2 separate regions of the Homo sapiens genome follow, and region 2 is linked to region 1. The links are chromatin loops, found by intact Hi-C in ENCODE. Cell type or tissue: ascending aorta. All regions are shown on one strand. Links, peaks and the distances in the headings refer to the core of each region. The heading gives the core; the rest is flanking DNA.

What was found. Hi-C counts contacts between places; a loop is a spot of excess contacts. Peaks named below come from ENCODE experiments on the same cell type or tissue, not always from the same donor. Only the 100,000 strongest peaks of a DNase experiment are listed, where the experiment ranks them.
Region 2: it touches region 1 in a loop (7-fold over the local background); 10 of 110 quality-filtered maps call a loop at or near these places.

Annotation. Positions count from the first base shown.
Region 1 is chr15:40,403,978-40,406,876 of GRCh38, reverse strand. IVD (isovaleryl-CoA dehydrogenase) reads right to left here and starts at 1,082. Exons shown (of 12, transcript NM_002225.5): 1 at 906-1,082. The coding sequence starts at 1,049. In ascending aorta, for the core only: no CTCF peak of the experiment used is centred there; a DNase peak (open chromatin) is centred at 1,166; H3K4me3 peaks cover 1,863 bases; H3K27ac peaks cover 963 bases.
Region 2 is chr15:40,321,870-40,324,768 of GRCh38, reverse strand. INAFM2 (InaF motif containing 2) reads right to left here and starts at 1,077. Exons shown (of 1, transcript NM_001301268.2): 1 at 1-1,077. The coding sequence starts at 713. The coding sequence ends at 252. LOC112268152 (a long non-coding RNA gene) reads left to right here and starts at 1,126. Exons shown (of 3, transcript XR_002957721.2): 1 at 1,126-1,526. RefSeq lists silencers at 370-599, 610-689, 1,020-1,389. In ascending aorta, for the core only: a CTCF peak has its summit at 1,310 (motif pointing left); DNase peaks (open chromatin) are centred at 1,308 and 2,077; H3K4me3 peaks cover 2,055 bases; H3K27ac peaks cover 2,336 bases.

The DNA of each region.
Region 1 (2,899 bases), core at 183-2,682:
AAAAAAAAAAAAGAAAAAAGAAAAGAAACTCCTCTTGCCAGGAAAGCTTGAGAATAGGGATTGAACCCTTTCCACTTGAGGTGGTTCACGGAAGCTCTGAGCGCTCGCTGGCTATAAACATAAACTACGGAGTTGCTGGGAGGCTCATACCTCCGCCAACTCCATCCAGCCTCCAAGTGAAACCTCAGGAAGGACTCTGGTTCTGCTCCATTTGTAAATACTACTTCGTCTTCTTTTCTATTTTTTATGAGATGGGGGTCTGGCTATGTTGCTTAGGCTGATCTCAAACCCCTGAGCTCAAACAATCCTCCCACCTCGGCCTCCCAAAGTGCTAGGATTACAGGTGTGAGCCACGGCGCCTGGCCTCCAACTACTTCTTTCAAGTACTTGTTCAACTTTTGTGTTTTGACCCAATGGGCTGAAGAGCGACAGGAGAGCTCACTGTGGCTTTTTAAAACCCCCAAACTGTTTATACAAAAAAGACTCCCTGGTGATTACGATGACCACCCAGGTGTGAGAAGCATACCTCAGCCTGTTCAGGTGTAAGTGAACTACATACAGATTGAGGGCCCTTGTGCCACAAGCGGTAGGTAGCCTGGCCAATCCTCCACCAAAACACCATCAGTCTCTCAGGAGCTCTCCCAGCCTCGACTCCTCCTCTCTACTTCCAGCAGTACTGTCCCACGGTCTCAAATCTTCACTCCACAGACGTGAGGCCGAGGTCAGAGGACTGGACCCGAGGTCGGAGGCCCCGCGTCCCGCCCCCGCGCTGGCGCTCCCAACGGCCCACGGGCAAAAGCCAAGGCTGGGTGGGCGCTGGGCCGATGGGGACCAGGCAGGAAGGAGGCCTTGGGGACCAGGCAGGAAGGAGGCCTTGGGGCCAGGAAGGGGGTCAGTCTCCTCACCTGCCTCTGCTCCTCGCTTAGCCCATTGATTGCATCGTCCACGGGCAAAAGCGAGTGGGCCCGCTGGGAAACGAAGCCGGCAAGCGGCGGCCGCAGCCTCCAGCTCGCCACACGCCACCCCAGCAGCCGAGTCGCAGTCGCCATCTCTGCCATGCACGAAGAGCCAGCGCTGAAACTGAGCCAGCTCTTAGCTCCACCAATCCAGGCTTCGCCGCCCACCAAACCGGCTAGGGGGTGGGCTGCAGCAGCCAATCACCCTAGGCGGCCCGCCGAAGGCGTTGCTGCCCTTGGACCGCACCCGAGCCAATCAACCGTGATCGCCTGCCAGCTTCCAGCCAGTGCAACGGCCGCAGGCCGAGTGGCCCTGCCCCGAACGCTGCAAATGCTGGCGTGCTCCCTAGGATGAGTGTTTTTAGCGGGGTAGAAGAGCAAGTGTTTTTTTCTTTTTATCTCCCTGCGTTGAAATAGCAGCCCCTAACTGCGGAAATCTCTCTGTGGGAAAGCAGAGTGTGGAAACAGCAATCAGAAAACTGCCCACGTACCCAGTAAATTGGTCAAGCATCTCTGGAATAATTAAGATCGGAAAAGTAGTGCTTGCTCTAACGTGCACACTGATCATAACAGAGTACATCTTGCTTTATTATATAACAAGGTTTGTAGATTTAGATTCATGTTTTATGGGAAAGGGGTTATTAAGGAGTAGCTGCCTTCTAGATTGGAGATGCGCCTCGATTTACAGTGGGGTTACTTCTCGATAAACCCATCATAAATGGAAAATATTGTAAGTCAAAAATGCACTTTGAAAATACACTTAGGCCGGGCATGATGGCTCACACCTGTAATCCCAGCACTTTGGGAGGCCGAGGCGGGTGAGTCACCTGAGGCGGAGAGTTTTAGACCAGCCTGGCCAACATGGAGAAATCCTGTCTCTACTACAAATACAAAAATTAGCTGGGCGTGGTGGTGCATGCCTGTAATCCCAGCTACTCAGGAGGTTGAGGCAGGAGAATCGCTTGAACCCGGGAGGTGGAGGTTGCGGTGAGCTGAGATCACGCCATTGCACTCCAGCCTGGGCAACAAGAGTGACACTCCGTCTCAAAACAGAAAACAAAAAAACACCTAACCTACCAAACATCATAGCTTAGACTAGTGGACCTTAAACGTACTTGGAACACTTATAATAGCTTATAACGGCACAATCATGTAACACAAAGCATATTTTATAAGACAGTGTTAGATATCATTTATTGAATATTGTACAGTTTCTATTCAATGTCTATCACTTTCACACCATCATAAAGTTGAAAAATCTTAAGTTGAACTATTGTAAGTTGGGGACCATTTGTATTTAATATGTGTTAAATATTAAATAGTACATATTTACGTATTATACTATATATTAAATAAGATGTATTAAATAGGCTGGGCATGGTTGCTCATGCCTGTAATCCTAGGACTTTGGGAGCTTAGGTGGGAAGATCGCTCGAGGCCAGGAGTCCAAGACCATCCTGTGCAACATAGGGAGACCCTGTCTCCACAAAAAATTTGAGAAAACAAACAACAACAAAAGATGTATTAAATAGTAAATAGTATGTATTTAATACACCAGAATAATAGCAGTCAGGACTTAGAAACACGGGTTCGGGACACAGGGAAAGGAAGAGTGGTGAGGGGAAAGAGGGGAGCTGATGGAATTAAGTCTCTATCCCCTCTCCACTTGCTCTATTTTCCTCCTCCATGTTGTGTCAATGTTATTTTTAAAATTTAATTAATTAATTAGAGATGGGGCCGGGGTGGGGGTGGGCAGTCTCACTATGTTGCCCAAGCTGATCTTGAACTCCTGGGCTCATGTGATCCTCCTGTCTTGGCCTCCCAAAGTGCTAGGATTACAGGCATGAGCCACGGAACCCAGCCAAGTCAATGCTCTTGAACAACTCATCTCAGGTTGGTACCCTGAGTCCAGGAGTCTATGCAATCCCACTACATAGCTGTGG
Region 2 (2,899 bases), core at 320-2,819, 82 kb after region 1:
CCTACGGCTCAGGGCCCTGGTGCAGCACGGTCCTGGGCAGCAAACCCCCAGCCCCCCGGCGAATCGTGGTCCCTTGGCTGAAGATCTGGCTGCGGGCCTCCCGCTCCGGGGCCAGCCGGCGATGGTGGGAGTGTGAGGGGCGTTCACTCTCGTGGGGGTCACTCCCGCGGGCTCTCCACCCCATCCTGCTGCGAAGTCCTGCCTCTGGGCTTGGGGAGAATGGTTCCCGGCGGCCCCCAGCGCGGAGGGCTTCAACGACTCCCGGGCGCCGCCGCCGTTTCCTCTTCGTCCTCGTCCGGCCCCCGAGGCCGCTCGAGCGGCCCGGCCGGGGGGCTGTCCGCAGGGGGCTCCGGAGGCGCCGGTCGCGCCGCCTGCAGTGGGGGAACGTCGCGCGGCGCCTCGCGGCGGGACGACCCAGTGGTGTTGGGCCCCGCCGCCGCCGCCCCCGAAGTCCCAGACGGGCCAGTGGCGTTGGAGCCGCCGGGGGGCGGGCCAGCGGCTCCCCCCGAGGTCCCGGCGCCCACCGGCTGCCAGATGAGGCTGTAGTAGACGGCGAGCACGATGGCGGCCAGCGACACGGAGAGCACGTAGGCGAACACGGTGGCGAGCCGGACCCACTTCTTGTTGGTCTTGGCCGCCATCTTCGCCTTCTTGTCCCCGGTGTAGGTGGCCGGCTTGCCCCGCTCGGCCGGGGCCGCGTCGCGCTCCTTCATGGGGGGGCCCCGGCCTTTGCCCCGGTGCTCCACGGCCCCGGCTGGAGGGGGCCTGGCGGCCTGCAAGGACTGGGCAGGGGGCGGCCCGGCGCCCTCGGTTCCCGGCGGCCCCGCGCTCCGCCGCCGCTCCTCACGCCGCCCGCCCGCAGCCCGCCACCGCGTTGCTGCAGCCGCCGCCGGGGCCTGGACCAGTCACCGCCGCCAGCGCCGCCGCCGCCGCCGGCCCGTCAGCTGCTTCCCCGCCGCCGCCACAGCCACAGCCGCCACAGCCGCCACAGCCGCCCGGCTCCGCGTCCCCATCCGCCGCCACGCCGCCGCGCGCTCCGCCGCCGCCTGCCCGGCCGCCGGCCGCCTGGTCTCCAGTGGCCGCGCGGACCGCGCGCTCCGCTCCAGCCCGGCTCCCCCGCCTCGCGCGCCGGCAACAGGGGGCGGGGAGAGCGCTGCTGGGGGCTGCCCCTTAAAAGGGCGACGCCGGGGTCCGGAAGTGCCGCGAGGGGAGGCGGCGGCTGCCGGGAGCCGCGAGCCCCGCCGGGACGCCCCGTTAAGAGAGAGTTAAGGGAGGCTGGCTCTTAAACGGGCGACGTCACCGCGACCCCTGGTGGGCTGGCGCGGCGTAGAGTGGAGCCCCGGGCACTTCTTTAAAAGGGGGAACGGCGTTGTGCGAGGCGGAGTGCGGAGCTAGAAGGGGGCGGTCGGAGCGCGAGCTGTCAACTCTGGCGCCTCCCCGCTCCGCCCCGAGGCTCCGAAGTGACAGGTGGAATAGCAGCCTGGGCTTCGGACTCCAGGCCTAGGTTTATCCTCTGGGAGGGGACGGTAAGAGGGATAGGGAAGATACCACGTTCCAGCTCTCAGCTTGCTCCCCGCACCGCGTACCCCCTGGGTGGGTCTCCCAGGCCCATTCACAGCTAAAGAACCTGGTTGACGCCAGGGGTAGGCGGTTCTGGCACCTGGAGCGCTCACTGGGGCCGCAGCTGGTTGTGTTCCTTCCACCCAGTCCAGGCTGGGCTTCGGAGCTCTACTGAAGTCGTCGCAATTGCGTACCCCAGCCCGCCTCACCCCGCCAACCCTGAGCCTCCGGGACAGAGCCACGGACTGAGCTGTTCTCCAGACTCGCTTGCCACCTTAGTCCCAAAGTTCGCCGCAGGTCGCTGGTCCCGCTTTTTGGGTCTTCCAATTCCTGGTTTTGGCCTGGATTTGGACCCAAGGAGCTGCACTGAACCTGAGGAGTTTAACTCTCAGGACTCCTAGAGCGTTTTCACTCTCAGATCCCCTCCAGACCTCAAGGCTTGGGCGGTTGTCCCCTCCCCACTTTCCCATGTGAGGTTTGTCTTCTTTGGCTCCAGGCCAGGCGCCAGGCAGTGGGCTCTGTGCCTGGTCTTTGGACCCCCTAGGTGCTAACAACCCTTCATGCTCAGACTCTCCCTTGCGGCTTTACTTGTGCCCTCCCCCTCCTTCCGCTCTCTGCTCTCCCTGCCTTCTCTCCTCCCCATTCCCTCTCTATAAGGCTTTCCAGAATTCTGGTTCCCTCCTCCTTGGATGCTACTTCCTGTGTTCCCAGAACTGGGCATATGGACTGCCTGGGTGTCTGAATGAGTGAGGGAGACTTGTCTGGGCGTGTGTTGGGGAACAGAACTGTGGTTCTGATGGGGTTCTGTGGGTGAACCCTCCCTCAAGCCCCTGCAAGTGTGAGCCTGACCTGGCTTCTACCCTGTGGGGCAGGATCCCCTCTGCCCTTCTCACTTCCCCCCCTCCTCCAGGAATCTTTGGCTTCCAGAGGACCCCCCTTACACACACACACACACACACACACACACACACACACACACACGAGGAAGCCCTCCCAAAACAGCTGCCTTGCCCACCTCAGCAGCACAGAAGTCAAGTGGCTACCAGAACTGAGTGTGCTAGTGGACTGCTGGAACCACAGGCCTCTAACCCAGCCTCAGTCTCATTCCTGATCCAGGCCCAGGTGTGGGGCTGCCACTAGTAATGGCTAGCCAGATGCTATTTCAAGGAAAAAGCTGTTTTTTTTACTTTCTGAGAAATTTCAAGGATATTGGTAGTGTGGAGTGTTTATGGCCTTTTGTGGGTTGATGGGGAAGAAATAACTCACTCCTCCACCCTGCTCCTAGGTCAGCCAGGGCAGCCTGTTGACTTAAAATTCCTGAATTGTCGCCGGGTGCGGT